Regions from separate parts of the Mus musculus genome. Here region 1 is linked to region 2. Evidence: chromatin contacts called from ENCODE POLR2A ChIA-PET data. All regions are on one chromosome and are shown on one strand. The core of a region is the stretch at or near the end of the contact, and the rest is flanking DNA. Distances in the headings are between cores, read along the strand shown.

Region 1 (5,108 bases), core at 2,357-4,856, 41 kb before region 2:
CTGCTAGGAATGACACACTTAGCACAGATCCCACGGTGGCTCAGTTACACACAGACGGGTGGGGGTGGGGTGGAAGTGACAGTTCTCATGAAGTCCCTTCAAAGACAGCTGCAGTAGTTACAGTTGACAATTCTCCAGAGGCCACTTGCAGCACATGAGGAGTAGTCAGTGACACACATAGAGGTGGCTTCAAATTTATTTACCCTGTTTGTTCTATGGGGACCTTAAGCACTGGTTCACAGGCGCGTCCCCGCACCCGCGCCCACAAATACATAACTAGGAACTTCCCGTAACACATGCCGAGTGAGCACAGCTCCCCATACAGTGGGCACAGTACAGGTGGCATACTGGTTGTCCTCCCATGCAACAACCTCCCTGCCTGGACCACACTCACAGGCAATCACGACTGGCACACACACACACACACACACACACACACACACACACACACACACGTGCTGCGTGTGGCACACACACACACACACACACACACACACACACACACACACACACACACACACACACACACACACGTGCTGCGAGTACACGGCCCCTGCCCGCCCACTGGCTCTCACACCCCCGCGTTTCCCGTCCCTGCTTGTTTTTCTGGAAACTCAGCTCAGAGTTCACCTCCCCCTAGGCCGGAAGTGCTTGCTATATTTTTAGCCTCTCTGGTTTCCGCCCCTTTCTCTACCCCAGCCCCCAACCCCAGCGCGCACAGGACGTGGCCGCCTGCCCTGAGGGACCTTGGCCATCCCCTTCCCCACCGTCATTCCAGAGGGGATTCCCGGCCACTGTCTGGGCCGCGGATTTTCCCCGCTGGCTACGTGGGGAGCAGGGAGGAGTCAGGCTATGAACTTCCTCCTGGGATTGGGGCACACAAGCGGGGGCTGGACAGAACCCCGGACTCCTAGATCCAGAGAAAAGGGGCTTGGGGCCTAGATCTTTAAGTCTTAGACCTCTAGGTCGGAGGGAAGAGGGCCGCGAGTCTAAGGGAGCATAAGTGGGGCCTGGATTCCTGGTGCTGAAGGAGGTGATCTGTGTGTCTGGACCACTGGACAAGGAAAGGAACGGGTTGAGAGCCAAGGCACAAGGTGTGGGGCAGAAAAGAGCTAGCACCTGGCCCCGTATTTTAGATGACGACACACTTTGTGAGTCCTACGGCTTAAAGTCTTCATTTTCAGAGGGGTTGTCCTGCTTAAACCGTCTTCTATCCCCAACGCCCGCATCCTTTAGAGAGTAGCCCAATACCAGGCATCCAAGCTTTAATCCCAGTGACTCAGCAGATAGAGGAGGGGGCCAGGCTGAGTCAGGAATGGCAAAAGGTTCCCAGTCTCCAGGGAATCGAAACTGGAATTACTCCTCCATGATCCAGTCCCTGCTGGCCTCCAAAAAACCCCGACATGCCCCACCCCAACCCTCGCTTTTTGCGTTTGGTCCTAAAATTGGCTGGCTCAGGGATTTGTAAACTGGGCGGGAGGCAAGTTTTTGTGCCCCTCCTTCCCTTCTTTTCCCGTTGTCCTCGAGACTGTTTACAACAGACTGGAACCCTGGTTACAAGAGAAGGAACCCAAGCGTCCGGGCTGAGCGTCCTCGTCACGGCTTCCAGGAAGCCCCCCCTCCCCCGCCCTAAGCGAGTGAGTCACGGGCGAGCGGGAGGCCGCAACCGTGCCACAGCAGCCTATGGCCCGCCCTGCTCACGGGACCAGCCCAGGAAGGCCCCTTGGCCCCAGAAAGCGCTGCACCAGGGATTCCCCCCAACCCCCTCTCCTATGAGGCAAGCCAGTAAGTAGCCTGGCAGAATCTCCCTACCTCGATACGCAACGCACCGTGTGAGAACTTCCCAGCATGGTAATTACACTCCTGGCAATGATAACCCCCATACACAAGAACTCTTTTTCACTGGAGATATCCTTGAAATAACACTTTTGACTTGGGTGTGGCGGCCATGCCTGTAATCCTAACACTACTTGGGTGGTGGAGACTGGAGGATCGCAAGTTCCAAGCCGGCTAAGGAGACCGACTGAAAAGCAAAAACCTTACAGATCTCCAGAGAGTTGAGTTAAGACTGCTTGCATTACTAGAAACCCATTCAACGTTGAAGGTGGCCCATTCTTTCAATAGAGCAGAGCTTCCTCCCTAATAAAAGACGTAAGCTGTTCCAACCTTGAGTTTTCGGAAGCAAAACCTCTTAATTTAAACTGCAGCTTGGGTAAATGTGCTATCCAGCCATGCTAGACTAGGGGGTTGGAAGGGCACTGCTGAGCTACAGCTCAGAGCGGTCCCTACCTGGACCAACTGTCTTACAGGTTCTGTGCCTTCAGGTTTAAGTTTTTATTTCGCCTTTCTATCTTTCTGTAACCCACTTCCTCGCCTAGATTTGTTTCCCAGTCCCCTCTCCCTGTCTTACTGTCTCCCCACTTTGTAAATGTCATCTTTTTTTCTTTCTATAATAGGGTTGGCTCTAAGGAGTACATACCAAGTCGCTGAGACTTCGTTTTACTTCCTCCTTACCTTCGTGGTTTCTCTTTTTTTTTTTTTTTTTTTTTAAAAGTAGGACCTGGAACTCAATCAATAGCTTAGTCTGACATTGAACGCCTGATCCCCCTTCCTCCACCTCCAAATGCCAAGATTACAACCATATGCCACTGTCTTGTCTTTTGTTTTGTTTTTCAAGACAGGGTTTCTCAGCCGAGCATGGTGACACACGCCTTTGATCCCAGCACTCCGGAGGCAGAGGCAGGCGGATTTCTGAGTTCAAGGCCAGCCTGGTCTACAAAGTGAGTTCCAGGACAGCCAGAGCTATACAGAGAAACCCTGTCTCGAAAAACAAAAACAACAAACAAACAAAAAAGACAGGGTTTCTGTGTGTAGTCCTGGCTGTTCTGGAACTCACTCTGTAGACCAGGCTAGCCTCGAACTCATAGAAATCCGTCTGCTTCTGCCTTCCAAGTGCTGAAATTAAAAGTTTGGGCCATCAGTGATCTGGCATCTTTTTACTTCCTAAGAAAAGGGTCTCACCAAGTTACTCAAGCTGCCCTAGAACCCACTGTATAGTGGAGCCAGGCCTTGAACTACCAGTCTCCTGCCTCAGCCTCCCTGAGGGGCCGGAATCACAGTCCTAAACCAGCAGATCCTACTTGTGAATGTCTCTCACTGTCTCTTTGTTTTTCTCTCGGCTTCTGGCCATCTCTGTCTCTTCCAACTTGTCTCTCCCCGCCCCCGTCTGTCTCACACGCACACGCCCTCAGTCTCTGCCCTTGTCAATTGTCCCTAGAGCCCTGCCCCCACTTCTGCCCCAGTTCTCTTCCCGACTGCCTTCCACCTCTGAAAAACACTAGGACGCCCCGCTACCATCACCTCCAGTTGGTCGTACACAACCCTCCCTACTACCCCCCGAGAGGGGCCGGAGCTGCGGGAGGGCCAAGTTCAGGCACATTTTGCATGCTAACCAGCAGATAGGCGGAAGGGGCCTAGTACCAGGCCGGCCGAGCTACGCCGCGGGGGCGCGTCCCGGAAGCTCTAGTGGCCACGCCCCCAGGCCGCCCCATAAAAGGAGAAAGCTCCTGCTGCGGGCCACAGCCTGACTTCTGCGAACCGACAGTCGGTCTCTTCACCAAGGCCATTCGCGCCACCATGGATCTCTCTGCCATCTACGAGGTGAGTACCTGTTAGACAGCATCCCGGGATCCCCGACGCACCAAACTTAGGCCCGGGACGCCTCCGTACCTTCTCAGACTAGCCCTGGCTGGCTGGAAATGAGAGAGGGAGCCAGCGAGCCTAGCGCCTCGGTCCAGATACCGGCGATCCCCTTGGGACGAAAAGCTGGCACACTGCTGTCACTCGCGTAGGGCGGAAGCGGCATCACACCTGTCTAGTGCCCTTCGCTGCCCATGGCGCGGTTTGGTGGCCAAGCAGGTGCTAAGGTTGAGGTAGGGGGGGAGTTGACAGGGTAAGAGTTCTAGAGAGATCTGGCCTCCTGGGTCAGCTTTGGCCGGCTCCTTCAAGTTGTGAAACGAGCGCCCGGTGGGCGGTCATATGGGGGGGGGGGGAGTCCTAGAGGCCCAAAGTTGGCGAGCAGCAGTGTGCTTTGATTTGGGGGGGAACCCTCTCTCGATCGGGGATACTGGGCTTCCTAGATCCTTCTGGATTACCTTCAGTCATGTGGAAACACTCAAATCTCTGTAGTCAGGTTCTCCCTGGAGTTTGTGTGAGCCGGGTGGGGCTCAGGCCGAGAACCCACAAACCGGACTGGCAAGCTCGTGAAGTGCTTTACAACAGGGGCGGGGCGACGTCACCTTACCTTTTCTGGTGGCCTAACCGAACCCTGTTCCTCTCAGAGCCTCCAGTCGATGAGCCATGACCTGTCATCCGACCACGGAGGAACCGAATCCCTCGGAGGACTTTGGAACATAAACTCGGACTCCATCCCGTCTGGGGTCACCTCTCGCCTGACTGGCCGCTCCACTAGCCTGGTGGAGGGCCGAAGCTGTGGCTGGGTACCCCCACCCCCTGGTTTTGCACCTTTGGCTCCCCGCCCAGGCCCTGAGCTGTCACCCTCACCTACTTCGCCTACTGCAACTCCCACCACCTCCTCTCGATACAAGACCGAGCTCTGTCGGACCTACTCAGAAAGCGGGCGTTGTCGCTACGGGGCCAAGTGCCAGTTTGCTCACGGCCTGGGTGAACTTCGCCAAGCCAATCGCCACCCCAAGTACAAAACGGAACTCTGCCACAAGTTCTACCTCCAGGGCCGCTGCCCCTATGGCTCTCGATGCCACTTCATCCACAACCCCACCGAGGACCTAGCTCTCCCTGGCCAGCCCCATGTGCTGCGACAAAGCATCAGCTTCTCCGGCTTGCCCTCAGGCCGCAGAAGCTCGCCGCCACCTCCAGGCTTTTCTGGCCCTTCCCTGTCCTCTTGTTCCTTTTCGCCTTCCAGCTCCCCACCGCCCCCTGGGGATCTTCCACTTTCCCCTTCTGCCTTCTCTGCTGCCCCTGGGACCCCTGTGACTCGAAGAGACCCTAACCAGGCCTGTTGCCCCTCCTGCCGAAGGTCTACTACCCCCAGCACCATCTGGGGGCCCTTGGGTGGCCTGGCTCGGAGC
Region 2 (4,922 bases), core at 158-2,657:
TGGCTATCTTCCTTCTATCATATAGGTTCCAGGGATAGAACTCAGATCGTCAGGTTTCTCAGCAAGATACTTTATCTGATGAGCCATCTAGATTGCTCAAGCATGCTGCTTTTATTAACTTTCTGTCTTGAATTTTTTTTTGTGTGTGGGGGGTTCGAGACAGGGTTTCTCTGTGCAGTTCTGGCTGTCCTGGAACTCACTCTGTAGACCAGGCTGGCCTCGAACTCAGAAATCCGCCTGCCTCTGCCTTCCCAGTGCTGGGATTAAAGGCGTGCGCCACCACCGCCCGGCTTGTCTTGAATTTTTATGTCTGTGGATATTCAATGTCAGCCGAGGCCTGAAGAGGGCGAGCATTAGCTCCCCTGAGACTGGAGTGAAAGCGGGTTGTGAGCTGCTGGAAATTGACCACAGCTCCACAGCAGCCAGCGTTCTTTGGCGGTTGAGCCAACTCTCCAGTTTAGGTTTTATTGTTTTGTTTTGGTTACAGTGTTTCACTGTGTAACCTTGGCTGTCCGGAATTAAATAAATGTGATGGTTTTGTGCATAACTCCTGGCTCGCCTGTCCACCTTCAGTTCTTCTTCTTCTTCTTCCTCTTCTTCTTTTTTTTTTTAAGATTTATTTATTTATTTATTATATGTAAGTACACAGTAGCTGTCCTCAGATACTCCAGAAGAGGGCATCAGATTTCGTCATGGATGGTTGTGAGTCACCATGTGGATGCTGGGATTTGAACTCAGGACCTTCGGAAGAGCAGTAGGCGCTTTTAACCACTGAGCCATCTCACCAGCTCCCGCCTTCAGTCTTAAATCCGTATTAAAGTGTCTTTCATTGTAAGCATGGTGGCACACGCCTTTAATTTCAGTACCAGGGAGGCAGAGGCAGACATGGGCTTATCTTTGTGAGTCTGAGATTTAGCCAGGCTACAAAGTAAGGCCTTATCACACAAACAAACAAACAAACAAACCAGATCATTAATAACACAATACTGTGCCGCGCTAAACTAACAAGTTTTGAGATTGTTTTGAGCATCGCCAGGAATTCGGATTTAACCTGAGTCTAGGTCCCTAAAAATCTAGGGGAACTCCTCAGAATGCCGAGGGTGGCGGTGTGAAGCCGAATCTCTGTCCCGTCACCTCTGACACCTCCGAGGGAAGTTTAGAGGACGGACGAGCCAACAGTTCACCCGATTCAGCTCTGGGTTAGGAGAAGCCGATTACTTTTCGACCTTCTCAAGATGGCGGCCGTACAGTCCGCGTAAACCACTTTGGCCACTCCGGAGATGGCGGCTCCAAGAGGCCGCCCTCAGAGCAGGCCCCTAAAGTCTCGCGTTAGGTGAGACTGACGCGCCAGTTCTCGCGAGAGAGCGCTCAGGCCAGCTAGGCGTTGTGTGATCCGCAGCTGGCGCGGAAGCTTCAGGTGGCAAGCGATCGGTGAGCGGGCGTGGGACGGCAGGCAGGGGCCGGAGCGGGGGTCGGGGCTGGCGGAGGTTCAGGACGTGTGCCGGCCGCAGCCAGGGCCGGGTGTGCTAGCTGCCATAGCCCGAACAACGCGGGTTCGCGACCGCCTGAACCAGGCTGCCGGAAGTGCGCCTGGGGATTTTCTCCCCCGGTTTACCTTGCGGGGAAACTGAGGCTTGGGGGTGGCGCTTTTGGTTCCGCGACGCCCTGAGGCCGCGGTCTTCCTCTGCAGCTGCGGAAGATGTCGGACAGCGAAGACAGCAACTTCTCCGAGGAGGAGGACAGCGAGCGCAGCAGCGAGGCGGAGGAGGCCGAGGTCGGTGCCTGGGATTCTTAGGGGAGACGTTGCGCCTGGGGACAGGGACAGGGGCAGGGCAGAGAGGGCCCTGGGGGAGCCGGGGACTCGGAACGGCTGGGGGGGAGGGTGGTTCCAGATTGTCGGGAGAGATGGACGAGTGTGCAAGTCAGCGTGGAGCGCAGGGGCAGCGTCCAGAAGGTGGGGGTGCGCCAGGTCCACGGTTGGCTTTCATCTGATTTGTTTCTTTCGGTTTACTTTTTATCACTTGCGATGCTAGGATTGAGTTCAGGGCCCTGCTAGGTGGACAGCCCCAGCTCTTAGGATTCTTTCGTGTTTGTGTTTTTAGGTATCCCCAGTTGTTCCAGAAGTGTGTATGTATTGCCTACTGTGTGCCAGCCTGTACAAGTCTTTGTCCTTGGGCTCCTGCTAACAGATTTTAAAATGTAAATCGACAACTGATGGGTGAATGTGAATTTGCTACTGTGAATAAATATAGCCAGTAAATATGAGAGACTCCCAGGTTCAGCATCCTAGTGTGAAAATCCAGATGATTTTGTAACTTTTCTAGTCTTCTGTCGATGCTACGAATGGAAAATTCCACATATGACAGGTCAAAGTCAACACTAGTGCACTAAAAATACTGTGTTAAATGACTGTGCACAGTATATATGAAAGATATATGAATTTCATGTATTGTCCCGTTCCAAGGTACCTTATTGTGTATGTGCAAATAATCCAAAAATCCTCCAAGATCTGAAATATGTATACTTTGGATTTTATTTGTTTTGTTTTGTTTTCTTTTCTTTTTTTCTTTTTTGGTTTTTCGAGACAGGGTTTCTCTGTGTAGCCCTGGCTGTCCTGGAACTCACTCTGTAGATCAGGCTGGCCTTGAACTCAGATCTGCTTGCCTCTGCCTCCTGAGAGCTGCCTTTGTTTTTCCTTTACCTCCCAAGTGATGAGATTCCTGAGATGACAGCACGGACAGCCTAAAATAGGAAATCTCATCACATCTTGTCTCAAGCTGTGAATTAAGGATACGTGGCCTGAGATAACTCTTTCTAGTACTCTGGTGAAAAATCCAAGCACAAAAAGGGAGTAGAGGGTCCTAGCTGCACTTTGAAGCCATCAGAATAAGTCAGAGTGACATTTGAATGGGAACTTACCGGAAGAGAGGGGGTAAATCATGTGGTTGTCTGTCTTTCTTTCTTTCTTTCTTTCTTTCTTTCTTTCCTTCTTTTTCTTTCTCTTTTTGAGATAGGATCTCACTATGTGTAACCTTAGTTGGCCTAAAACTAGCTATGTAGACCAGGCTGGCAAACGCATAAAGATCTACCTGCCTTTGCCTGCCAAATGCTGGGACTAAAGATGTGTCCCACCATGCCTGACCCTTCCCCCTTCTTTTAATTATGGGGATAGAACTCAGGGCTCTGTACACATTAAGTATGAACTCTGCCACTGAGCTATGCTTTATTTAATTGAGCATTTAGAGAGAGTCTAGTCTCTCTCTCTCTCTCTCTCTCTCTGTGTAGTTTTTGGGCTAGAGTTTCACAAATGCTAGGCAGGTACTCTGTCACCAAGCTGTGTTACGAAGCTGTAAATTAACTTTAATTTTCTTTCTTTTCTTTTTTTTTGTTTTTGTTTTTTGTTTTTTTGTTTTTTGTTTTTTTTTTGAGACACGGTTTCTCTGTGTAGCCCTGGCTGTCCTGGAACTCACTGTATAGACCAGGCTGGCCTCAAACTCAGAAATCCGCCTGCCTCTGCCTCCCGAGTGCTGGGATTCAAGGCGTGCGCCACCACCGCCCGGCTTAACTTTATTTCTATTTTTTAATTTATTATTTTGTGTGTGTGTGTTGTGTGTGTGTATGTCTGTGTAGCACATGTATTCAGTATGTTGGAGGTCAGAAGATGTTGGATCCCCTAGAACTGGAGTTAAGGATGGTTGGAAGCGACCATATGGATGCTGGGACTAGAACCTAGAACTTCTGCATGAGTGTACTATCTCTACAACTCCCTGAATGAACTTATGTCAGTTGTCAGTGCTTTCCAAGATTTCACTGTGAACAATATAAAACCTGTGAGGAAGGAACTGGGGACCTTGGCATCATTACAATTGACTTCAGGCTTCAGCTACCAGATAGTAACCTGAAGCTCCAAGTCTCTGTCCCTTTCTTTAGTGGGAAACAGAAGGAAGCAACAGTCTCTGCTCAGAAGTGGCTCTCTCCTCCTTTGTTACAGGGTTGGGGGTTGACTCTGGCCTCAGACATGCTAGGCAAGCATGCTGCTACTAAGTAGTATGTTCATCCCACCTGCTCCAGCACTGGCATGTATCAGAGGCCAGTTATCATCATGCTCACCTCTGGCAGAGTTTAGAGAAGGGAAGTTGTCATGGACCTGTGACCTGGAGGGTATCAGGATTAGGGCTATGGGTTTCCATTGATACCCTCTTATATGGTCTGTTTTCTTCTGTAGGCATTTAGTTGTCCATGTGGCTTTGAGGTTGGTCCTGTGCTCCCAGGCAGGAATCAAGGTACTGTGGTGATATAGGACAGACAGGAAGGTGACAGGACCAGCCTTTGCTCCAAGCTGTAGCACTGGGCCTTTGACAGTGACTCATGGCTTTAGGTCACTGCTGGTACTTGCAGTCCTGGTGGTAATGAGACCAGGGTCCCTGATTCCTTCCTTGCAGAGGTTTTCCACTGGGCATTTCATCAGATGCTTGAGTCACCTGCTGGCTGGCTGTGGACGCCAAGCAGAAGGCAGTGTGAGGCCTGCCCCAGCTTCTGGAGCCTGAGCCTGATGTCCTGGGATCTGTAGCTAGGTTGGCTGTCAGGCAGACAGCATGCTTGCTGTTGAAAGAATCAGCTCATTTCCCAGTCTTTAAGATTTATTTCAGCCGGGCGTGGTGGCGCATGCCTTTAATCCCAGCACTTGGGAGGCAGAGGCAGGCGGATTTCTGAGTTCAAGGCCAGCCTGGTCTACAAAGTGAGTTCCAGGACAGCCAGAGCTATACAGAGAAACCCTGTCTGTATTTCATGTATATGAGTACACACTGTAGCTGTCTTCAGACACAGCAGAAGAGGGCATTAGATCCCATTACAGGTGATTGTGAGCCACCATGTGGTTGCTGGGAATTGAACTCAGGACCTCTGGAAGAGCAGTCAGTGCT

What was found. ChIA-PET counts read pairs that join two places held with the same protein, here RNA polymerase II (POLR2A).
Region 1: POLR2A ChIA-PET joins it to region 2 with 24 read pairs in embryonic stem cell. The contact joins the promoter of Zfp36 here to the promoter of Supt5 in region 2. POLR2A ChIA-PET finds 5 or more read pairs at or near these places in 4 of 5 experiments (Patski and embryonic stem cell).

What each region holds. Positions count from the first base shown.
Region 1 is chr7:28,377,726-28,382,833 of GRCm38, reverse strand. Zfp36 (zinc finger protein 36) reads left to right here and starts at 3,606. Exons shown (of 2, transcript NM_011756.4): 1 at 3,606-3,660; 2 at 4,341-5,108. The coding sequence starts at 3,637.
Region 2 is chr7:28,335,204-28,340,125 of GRCm38, reverse strand. It overlaps Supt5 (suppressor of Ty 5, DSIF elongation factor subunit), which reads left to right and starts at 1,407. Exons shown (of 30, transcript NM_013676.1): 1 at 1,407-1,431; 2 at 1,691-1,774. The coding sequence starts at 1,700.